2 separate regions of the Homo sapiens genome follow, and region 1 is linked to region 2. The links are chromatin loops, found by intact Hi-C in ENCODE. Cell type or tissue: adrenal gland. All regions are shown on one strand. Each heading gives the region's core, and the rest is flanking DNA. Links, peaks and the distances in the headings are about the cores only. Region 1 overlaps PRPF3 (pre-mRNA processing factor 3). Region 2 overlaps FALEC (focally amplified lncRNA regulator of ECM1).

Region 1 (5,373 bases), core at 115-5,114, 180 kb before region 2:
TCTACTAGAAATACAAAAAATCAGCTGGGCGTGGTAGCGGGCGCCTGTAGTCCCAGCTACTCCAGAGGCTGAGGCAGGAGAATGGTGTGAACCCGGGAGGCGGAGCTTGCAGTGAGCCGAGATCGTGCCACTGCACTCCAGCCTGGGCGACAGAGCGAGACTCTGTCTCAGAAAAACACAAATATCCAAGGAAATGGAGGTCACAATTTTTTTTTAACCATAAAATCACGTTCAGCTGGGCACATGTCTCACAAATGTTACTAGGTCTTCTTATAAAAGAATATTATCTGATTTAAATAAGAAATTGAAGTGTTTTTATTATATATCTCTTTTCTAGGGTACAGCCAAAGACCGGAGCTTTGGAGAGATGAAGTTTAAACAGTGTCCTACAGAGAACATGGCTCGTGAGCATTTCAAAAAGCATGGGGCTGAACACTACTGGGACCTTGCGCTGAGTGAATCTGTGTTAGAGTCCACTGATTGAGACTACTGCAAGCCCTTGCCTCTCCTCCCTTGCCTTTGTCTCTTCAGTCCTCTCACTTATTCTATTTCCCAACCCCCTCCCACTTGTTTGTGTGATCTCAGAACTGTGCCAAGCAGACACTGGGACAAAGGGAGAATATCTTGCTCCCCTCCTGAGTCAGCCTGGTGTTGCCCTTTATTCCCCTTATGTGCATATGATTAAAGAGTTATTTTTAAACTTGGTGTGATATTTTTCACACATTCGTAAGTATTAGAGTTTGGGTCTACAGGTGATCTTTTTTCCGGACTTTTAGCAATTGCTGTGGAAAAAAACATTTTTTGTCATTGACATTTATTTATATATATAAATGGATGAATGGATGGATGGATAGATGGATGTGTATTTTTGAAGTCTAGTGGAAATGTTTGATCTCATCCTGGAGCTAGAATGATAAATACTGTTTTCCTGGAGCAGAATGAAGCAGGGAGATGTGTAAAGTGGTAAGGGAGGAAGGAGGGACAAATGAGTATCCATCCCTTAACCAAGAGAATCACCAGGTTAGACAGATTACCTCAGGACTTGGCTAAGTAGTCTTTCCAGGAAATCAGTTCCTCTAAGGGATGCATATGTGGGAATGTGTGTTGTGGGTGAAATGGACACAGGGAAAGTCCAAGGAGGATGCTATGGGTCAGTTTGTAAAGTGGAATAGGATTTAAGAATTTAGCCCATTTTGTCTCTTTTACTAGTTTAAAAATCCGCTTCTAATAGAAATTGTGTAGTTTTTTTTTTTTTTTTTCTATCTATGAATCCGACTACATGTGGGTGGTTTTATTTCAGCATTTAATGTTTCTGGTTTGATTTTAGGAGTATTTGAAGTCCAAAATTTTTACCATACCTATCCTTCCGTTTCATATTGCCTCTGTTGGGAATGGATCAAACAAGTCAATAGAGCTCCCATACCTTCTTGCTAGGTGGAGCATGCTATGAATTGGTATTGGAGAATGGATGTTTGACAAAAAGTTAAAACATTCTGTGTTATAAAATTAACCCCCTTTAAAAAAAAAAATCTGTATTTCAGGTCCTGGTCAGAGTTCCAACTTTAAGGTAGTATTAGGGAGCACTACCATCAAGGAGGTGGGAAGAGATAGGGGACCACACAGGGCTTTGAGGTAAAACTAGTGCAACTTCTCTCCTTCTTAATTTTAATTTTTTTTTTTTTGTTTTTTGTTTTTAGACCGAGTCTCGCTCTGTCGCCAGGCTGGAGTGCAGTGGTGTGATCTCGGCTCACTGCAACCTCCACCTCCCAGGTTCCAGCAATTCTCCTGCCTCAGCCACCCGAGTAGCTGGGACTACAGGCGCACGCCACCACACTCAGCTAATTTTTGTATTTTTTAGTAGAGATGGGGTTTCACCATATTGGCCAGGCTGGTCTCAATCTCCTGACCTCGTGATCTGCCCACCTCGGCCTCCCAGAGTACTGGGATTACAGGTGTGAGCCACCGCGCCTGGCCTGATTTTAATTTTTTTGAGCTCCAGCTCAAAGGATTCTCCTTTTTTAGAGATAAGCAAGCTGAGCTTGGTGGCTCCTGCCTGTAATCCCAGCATTTTGGGAGGTCGAGGCAGGCAGATCATCTGAGGTCAGGAATTCGAGACCAGCCTGCCCAACATGGTGAAACCCCATCTCTACTAAAAATACAAAAAATTAGCTGGGTGTGGTGGTGGGCACCTGTAATCCCAGCTACTTAGGAGGCTGAGGCAGGAGAATTGCTTGAACCCAGAAGGCGGAGGTTGCAGTGAGTCAAGATCGTGTCACTGCACTCCAGCCTGGGCGACGAGAGCAAAACTCCTTCTCAAAAAAAAAAAAAAAAAAGGCCAGGAGTGATGGCTCACGCCTCTAATCCCAGCACTTTGGGAGGCCGAGGCGGGTGGATCACGAGGTCAAGAGATTGAGACCATCCTGGCCAATATGGTGAAACGCTGTCTCTACTAAAAATACAAAAATTAGCTGGCATTGTGGCACGTACCTGTAGTCCTAGCTACTTCGGAGGCTGAGGCAGGAGAATCACTTGAACCTGGGAAGCGGAGGTTGCAGTGAGCCGAGATCGCGCCACTGCACTCCAGCCTGACGACAGAGCCAGTCTCCGTCTCAAAAGAAAAAAGCCAAAAAAAGAGATAAGCACGGCTGGGCGCAGTGGCTCACGCCTATAATCCCAGAACTTTGGGAGGCTGAGGTCGGTGGATCACCTGAGATCTGGAGTTTGAGACCAGCCTGACCAACATGGAGAAACCCCATCTCTACTAAAAATACAAAACTAGCCGAGCGTGGTGGTGCATGCCTGTAATCCCAGCTACTCGGGAGGCTGAGGCAGGAGAACTGCTTGAACCCAGGAGGCAGAGGTTGCCCTGAGCCACGATCGCACCACTGCACTCCAGCCTGGGCAACAAGAGCAAAACTCCATCTCAAAAAAAAAGAGAAAAGCAAACTAACCCAGATGAGTGAGGCTCATCATCTGAAGGATGGTACAGGATGAAATCTTTGAAATAACTCTAGCTTACCAGGACACAGCAATGAAGATTTTGAGTGCTTACTAGTAATTATATCTATGAAACTTGGGAGCTAGAGAATTGAACTAGCTATTTTAGTATTTCTTGATTTAAGCAAATGCAGGGGAAAAATTCATTGTCATAAAAATGAGTGTTTTTGTTCTGTTAAAGGATTTGTTACAAGTATATGTGTAAATAATTTATACACTACTTCAAAAATGAATTGATTGCATAAGATCTAAAAGAAATATTTATATTACAATATGCTATAGTTTATTGTAATGTACCCATAATGAGACTCAAACTTGTCTTGAGTATATCACTCGTCTCTCTGTGCCTCCAGGTGTTAATTGTTGTTAAATTTTCTCAAGCATTACCTCCTTATTTCTCCTTACAAACTTATAAGAGATATGCATTTTAGAGGTGAGGAATCTGAGGCTTAGAGTAAATAATTTGCCCAAGTTTATGACTTAGTAAGTTGTAGAGCTTGATTTGAACCCAGATTTGTTTGAGTACAGACCAAACTGAGCCACTAAGTGTATATTGCCTCATTTGTACAATAAAGAGGTAGGGACAGATATGTTCTTTCAAATGAATGTTATTCTCAGGATAGTTCTTACCTGGGGATGCTGTTATCACTGAAAATACTTTGTGAGCTGGGCGCGGTGGCTCATGCCTGTAATCTCAGCACTTTGGGAGGCCAAGGCGGGCGGATCACGAGGTCAGAAGTTCGAGACCAGCCTGACCAACATGTTGAAACCCCGTCTCTACTAAAAATGCAAAAATTAGCTGGGCATGGAGGCGCGCGCCTGTAATCCCAGCTACTCGAGAGGCTGGGGCAGGAGAATCACTTGAACCCAGGAGGCGGAGGTTGCAGTAAGCGAGATCGCGCCACTGCACTCCAGCCTGGGCGACAGGGCAAGACTCCATCTCAAAAAAAAAAAAAACAAAAACTTTGTGAATTTTGGTAATTTCATCTATTTCCAGTCCTTTTTGAATACCTTTAGTTAACGGCAGTTATTAGTTTTGGAAGAGTCATTTTTTTCATTTTTTATTTTCATTGGAAAGAGTTTTAGAAACCCTTTGGCTGGAATTAATAAATGATTATAGTAAGGTTGCAGGATATAAGGTTACAATACAAAAATCAGTCGCTCTCCTGTATACGAGTAATGAACAAGTAGAATTTGAAATTAAAAGCAATTCCATTTACATTAGCACCAAAAGGAAGTGGAATACTTAGGGATAAATCCAAATATATGTAAGATCTATATGAAGAAAACTACAAAACTCTAATAAAAAAAAAACTAAATAAATGCAATGGTATGTCACATTCATGGTAGGAAGACAGTATTGTAAAGATGTCAGTTCTGGTTGGATGTGGTGGCTCATGCCTGTAATCTCAGCACCTTGGGAGACCGAGGCTGGAAGATCATTGAGACCAGCCTGGACAACATAGGGAGATCCCATCTCTGCAACTTTTTTTATTTTTATTTTTTTTTTGAGACAAGGTCTCGCTTTGTTGCCCAGGTTGGAGTGGTGTGGCATGTTCTCAGCTCACTGCTGCCTTGACGTCCCAGGCTCAAGCAATCCTCCCACCTCTCAGCCTCCCGAGTAGCTGAGTCTACAGGCACATGCCACCACACCTGGCTAGTTTTTAAATTTTTTTGTAGAGACGAGGTATCACTTTGTTGCCCAGGCTGGTCTCCAACTCCAGAGCTCAAGTCATCTTCTTGCCTTGGCTTCCCAAAGTGCTGGGATTACAGCGATGAGTCACTGCACCCGGTCTACAAAAAATTTAAAAATAAAATTAGCCAGGCATGGTGGCATGTGCATGTGGTTCCAGCTACCTGGGCTGGGAGGATCACTTGGGCCTGGGAAGTACCATTGCACTCCAGCCTGGGTGACAGAGTGAGACCCTGTCTCAAGGAAAAAAAAAAAATCCAATAGAGTTGAAGGACTGACATTACCCAACTTTGAGAATTACTGTAAAGCTACAGTAATGAAGGTGGTGTTGTTGTTGTTGTTGTTGTTGTTGTTTTGAGACGGAGTCTCGCTCTATTGCCCAGGCTGGAGTGCAGTGGTGCAATCTCGGCTCACTGTAACCTCCATCTCCCGGGCTCAAGCAGTTCTCCTACCTCAGCCTCCCGAGTAGCTGGGATTACAGGCACCTGCCACCATGCCCAGCTAAGTTTTGCATATTTTTAGTAGAGATGGGGTTTCACCACACTGGCCAGGCTGGTCTTGAACTCCTGACCTGAGGTGATCCACCCGCCTCGGCCTCCCAAAGTACTGGGATTACAGGTGTCAGCCACCGTGGCTGGCTTTTTTTTTTTCTGAGACGGAGTTTCACTCTTGTTGCCCAGGCT
Region 2 (5,373 bases), core at 233-5,232:
AGTATCTGTAGCTTACATCAAATTCTTTAAAGGGTGATCCAGAAAGACAAGAGCCCCTAACTTGGGTCAGCTCTTGGATCCACTGCTGTGGATCAGGGCCTGACTGATGGGCAGTTACATCCCTGCCTATTGACAAGGGGCAGTGTGGCACAGAGGTAGATGTGCAGGGGCCTGGACTGCACCACCTCAGGGAAGCTACTTAGCTCCTCAGTTTTCTCTTCTGTAAAATGGGAATGATAATCCCAGTTCCTTATTTCAGAGGGCTGTGAAGATTAAGTTAGATAATACATGCAAATGCTGAGGCCATGCTGGGTACTTAGTAACGGCTGGGTACTTACTAATAGGACGCACATTTAAGAACAAAGACTTTGAATCGGGAGGCAGCAGCTGGGGGAGCACAGTTACAGACAATTTTTTTGCTAAGCACAACATCTGATCATTCTCTCCCCTCTGATACTGTGTGGTCCCATGCAGGTTCCTTAATCACTGCCTCAGTTTCCTTATCTGTAAAATGGAGATGATAACAGTAACTGCCTCATGGTTTGCAGGGACTCTCTGAGGCCGGTGCTCACTAAGTGCTGGTTATTATTGCGATTTTTACTGCCCAGGGCCCAAATTCAGGCTCCTCATCTTGATAAGAAAGGCTCTTCCCACCAGGCCTTGCCCCGCACTGAAGCCGTCACAACCCAGCAGGCACCTTCACACTGTCTCCAGTGTCCAGTGGCTCTACGGGCCGAAGCACTGAGCACAGAAGAGAGCGAGTGACCAAACGGAGGCCCGCAACACCCGCGCCCTTCCTCAGAGTATTCCCTTCCAAGAGTGCCCTCGCCCTTCCCTTCCCAATTTCCATCTATAGATATCCAGCTTTTGGTTCAAAGCGGAACTCCAGAAACCACACTGTCCATAACGCCTTCCTAATTCCTCTCATCAGAAGCCCCTGTTCTGAGCCAGTCATGTGGCATATGCAGTTCTCAGGAACAACACACCTCAGTTCCCTAACTGCACTGCAGCCTCTGGGGACAGGCCTGGCCCCATCCTGTTCTTTTTACCACATCTGTCACCATCTTTGCACAGAGAATACCTTTGGTAGAGAGCTCTTGAACAAAGGAAATGAAATACTCAATGATTCCACTATTCCAAGGCATTCACACATCTAAGGGAAGGGAGAAAGAATCCCCAAATGACTGATCTGTACACTAAGAAACTGATTATACAAATGAACAATGGCCAGACCATATATTAAAATACAACTCTAGGCTGGGCACAGTGGCTCATGCCTGTAATCCCAGCACTTTGGGAGGCCGAGGTGGGCGGATCATCCGAGGTCGGGAGTTAGAGACCAGCCTGACCAACATGGAGAAATCCCGTCTCTACTAAAAATATAAAATTAGCCTGTAATCCCAGCTACTCTGGAGGCTGAGGCAGGAGAATTGCTTGAACCTGGGAGGCGGAGGTTGCCGTGAGCCGGGATCTCGCCACTGCACTCCAGCCTGGGCAACAAGAGCAAAACTCCATCTCAAGAAAAAAAAAAATACAACTCTCACCCACAGCCTGCGGTCACTTGCTGGGGAAACTAACTCATTATCTGCAACAATTAACCTGGGAGGTCTTCCTGCTCTAAATCAGGCCTGCAAGAAGCCAGATTGCTATCTCTAGTGACAATCCAGGAAGCTAAACAATAACCAATAATGTCTGTAACAATCAGCCCCAAATGGCCAGAATTTGATTAGTAACTGACAGTTTCCTTAATTTTGTCCTCACTTTAGGACCAACCAGGGAAAGCCAAAAATGCACCCCTAACCAAGCACACAGGATGCCCTGCTTCTAGTTAGCCCATGCACGGGCAGCTTCCCCACACCAACAGCCTCCAATCAGGGCACACCTGAAGCCTTCACTTTCCTCAGCTATAAAGGTGTCCCACTCCTCTGCCTGCCTTCGAAGCTCCGTCAAAATGCAAGTGCAGATGGCTGACACCCTTGCTCTGTCGCCCAGGCTGGAGTGCAGTGGCACGATCTTGGCTCACTGCAAGCTCCGCCTCCCGGGTTCACGCCATTCTCCTGCCTCTCAGCCTCCCGAGTAGCTGGGACTACAGGTGCCCACCACCACGCCCAGCTAATTTTTTTGTATTTTTAGTAGAGACAGGGTTTCACCATGTTAGCCAGGATGGTCTTGATCTCCTGACCTCCTGATCCACCTGCCTCGGCCTCCCAAAGTGCTGGGATTACAGGCATGAGCCACCGCACCCGGCCAGCCTTTGCTTTTTTAAAGTTGGTTTTCCTTTATTTCCACAAGACCCAGGAACGAAAGCGCAGGGAGCAGAGGCTGGACCGTCCTCTGTCAGTTCCCTCGTTCCCCTGGAGTGGAGCTCTGAGCCCTGGGACCACAGAGTTGGCTGTTACACTGGAAACACTGATCAGACCTTTGGACTCAGCTGAGGTAAGGCTGGAGAAGCCAATTGACTCAGATGAAATACCCCAGGCATAAAATCACAAAAGAGTTTTTGTTAGATGCTGGTTGGGAGGGAGTGGCTCCAGAGATCTGGGAAAAGAGCAGGCCGGCCGGCAATAGAGACATGAGGGAAAGGCAGGAACTTTGCCTAGAATGGGGGCCAGGGGTTGCCAGCACCCGCCTTGGTGGGACAGAGAATTGAGTCAAGATTCTTATCTCACCTCCACTATGATCCTTTTTTCATTCCACAGATATTCACTGAGTGCATAGTGTGTGCGCCAGGCCCTGTTCTGGGAGATGACAGGCAAGGCCACTGACTTCGTGGAGCTCGCCCCCTAACGGTGAAGACAAACAGTGACTGACTAAGGAAAAAAAAAAAAGGTAATTTCAGAAGTGGCAAGTGCCCTGAGCAAAATAAACTAAGATGGTGCAACAGAGAAAAAGGGTGCTGGGGGGTGGGGACACATGCCCCTTTCTAATGCTGCTTCTTGGAGGAAGGTATCTGTGCTGACACCCTAGCAGCCAGGAGCCAGCAGTGCAACTAGAGAGGAAGAGCTTTTCCAGGCATGGGGAACAGCTTCGGCAAAGACCCTGAGGTGGCCCAGGATTGACATGTCCAATAAAGAACAGAGAGGCCAGTGTGGCCAGAGTAGCAGTAATAGCGTTGGGATGAGGCCAGGGAGGAGGCTCACGCCTGGCCAGGCATGAAGGGCCTTCTTGGCCATGTCAAGAGTTTAGATTTCATTTTATTCAAAAAGGCACTGAATGGCTAGCCTGCCTCAGCCGTTTTTTCAGGGCCTTAGAAGAGCTGCTTTGCCAAGCTCCTGTCAGGATTGCAGCAGAGGGCACCCGTGGGTGTTGAGGGACGGCCTTGAGGGGATGGAGTATAGATCAGCCTCACTGCTGTAAGCCACAACTGAACCCCTTGCTGAGTAGGGCAAGATGGGCCACATCGAGTGTGGAAACTCCGAAACTCTATGCTAAATGTTTTTTGTGTATACCTATCTTAGGAAGAGAACCAGAGCTTTTTTTTTTTTTTTTTTTTTTTGAGATGGAGTCTCACTCTGTTGCCCAGGCTGGAGTGCAGTGGTGCAATCTCTGCTCACTGCAACCTCCGCCTCCCAGGTTCAAGTGATTCTCCTACCTTAGCCTCTTGAGTAGCTGGGACTACAGGTGGTGTGCCACAACACCCGGCTAATTTTTGTATTTTTAGTAGAGATGAGGTTTCGCCATGTTGGCCAGGCTGGTCTCAAACTCCTGACCTCAGGTGATCCACCAGCCTCATCTTCCCAAAGTGTTGGGATTACAGGCATGAGCCACCGTGCCCAGCCTGTTTTTTTCAGATTCTAACTCCTAAGCACTAAGAACCCAGAGCTTTTATCAGCCTCTCAGCAGAGTCTCTGTGACCAAAAAAGATAGAAAAAGGTGAATAATGACACCTGTGCTTCCATATGCATGGGGTATTTTAATAAGGATGTTCAGATGTGGCCTTGGAGGAGGAGAGAGGGAGGCTGGAAGAAGGAGACGTGTCGTGGATCCTGTGTGTGCTTTACCTGTTTTTAAAATCTGGCGTAAAGGACTAACACTGTGGACAAGGATGGCGTGGGGAGAAAGGTGCTGAAGTCTCGGCATGGCAGGAACCTGCAGGGAGGCCCTTCCCATCCTTAACTCAGCCTTCTGGGCCAGGGTGGGGCAGTGACAAACCCAGGGTCAGATCCTAACCCAGGTGGCCCCACCCCACCCCTAACCTGTGCTCACATGCCTCAACTCTGAGGAGCTGGTCCTGGAGAGGTGGGGTGCAGGAGGGCGGCACCTCCCCTGAGCCCAAGGAGGCTGCAGCTGCCCTGCAGGTGTGGGCTGCACTGCTCTGCAAGAGACTCCCTGGAGAGGGATGCCCTTTGTCCAGGCCACTGAAGCCGCTGTCGTCCTCTGAGCATGCCCCAAGCTCTTCTGAGCCCCGCACCTTCATAGAAAGAGGCACCTGGCTGGCCCCAACAGGATCGCTTTGCTCAGACCTGAGTTCTTATGAAGGGTTCAGTCCCAAAGTCTTGGTTGGTCATTTTGCTTTCAGTCAAAGTTCACCTCACTATGCCTGGTATCTGTGCCCCCCCAGCCCCCACTCAGGAGATGGAGGCTGAGATAGAAATGTGCTCTCTAGCCTGGCACAGTGGCTCAAGCCTGTAATCCCAGCACTTTGGGAGGCCAAGGTGGGCGGATCATGAGGTCAGGAAATCGAGACCATCCTGGCCAACATGGTGAAACCCCGTCTGTACTAAAAATACAAAAATTTGCTGGGTGTGGTGGCGCGTGGCTGTAATCCCAGCTACTCAGGAGGCTGAGGCAGGAGAATCGCTTGAACCAGGGAGTTGGAGGTTGCAGTGAGCTGAGATCATGCCACTGCACTCCAGCCTGGCAACAGAGCAAGACTCTGTCTCAAAAAAAAAAAAAAAAAAATGTCCTCTCTAACTCTCTCCAGAATCTTGGCTGGAATTGACTTTGCCTCCCCACAAATAGGCTCTGGCCTGGCCTTCAGGACCCACCTGTTCTCAGCAATCAGCCAGCCCCTCCTGGTGTTCAGATCCCCAGTAATCTGGGTCCACGAGCCGGGGAACAGAGTTGACTGGTGATGACAGGTCCCTGGCAGGATGCAAAGCGGCTGAGGGCCTCCTGGGCCAGCACTTGGGTAAACCAAAGTGCTGCTCTCCTCTGCTTGAGAACAATTGGGACTGTTGCATAGCTTCCTCCTGAGGCCTTCGAAATGGCTTCCTCTGAGGGATAAGAGCACAGTCACCCAAACTTGTGTTGACAAACAGTATTTTTATGCCAAATCTTCTAACTTGATTTTTTTTTCTTTTTGAGACCGAGTCTCACTCTGTTATCCAGGCTGGAGTGCGGTGGCGCAATCTCAGCTCACTGCAACCTCCG

The links. Hi-C counts contacts between places; a loop is a spot of excess contacts. Peaks named below come from ENCODE experiments on the same cell type or tissue, not always from the same donor. Only the 100,000 strongest peaks of a DNase experiment are listed, where the experiment ranks them.
Region 1: a loop joins it to region 2, with 2.8 times the contacts of the local background. A loop is called at or near these places in 9 of 110 quality-filtered maps.

What each region holds. Positions count from the first base shown.
Region 1 is chr1:150,352,496-150,357,868 of GRCh38, forward strand. It overlaps PRPF3 (pre-mRNA processing factor 3), which reads left to right. Exons shown (of 16, transcript NM_004698.4): 16 at 338-738. The coding sequence ends at 484. Among named protein-coding and RNA genes, the nearest start is that of RPRD2, 9.0 kb to the right of the region's middle. In adrenal gland, for the core only: no CTCF peak of the experiment used is centred there; no DNase peak of the experiment used is centred there.
Region 2 is chr1:150,529,958-150,535,330 of GRCh38, forward strand. It overlaps FALEC (focally amplified lncRNA regulator of ECM1), which reads left to right. Exons shown (of 6, transcript NR_186305.1): 4 at 2,293-2,436; 5 at 2,700-2,829. Among named protein-coding and RNA genes, the nearest start is that of ADAMTSL4, 17 kb to the right of the region's middle. RefSeq lists an enhancer at 2,773-3,763. In adrenal gland, for the core only: CTCF peaks have their summits at 2,776 and 2,975; a DNase peak (open chromatin) is centred at 2,864; H3K27ac peaks cover 943 bases.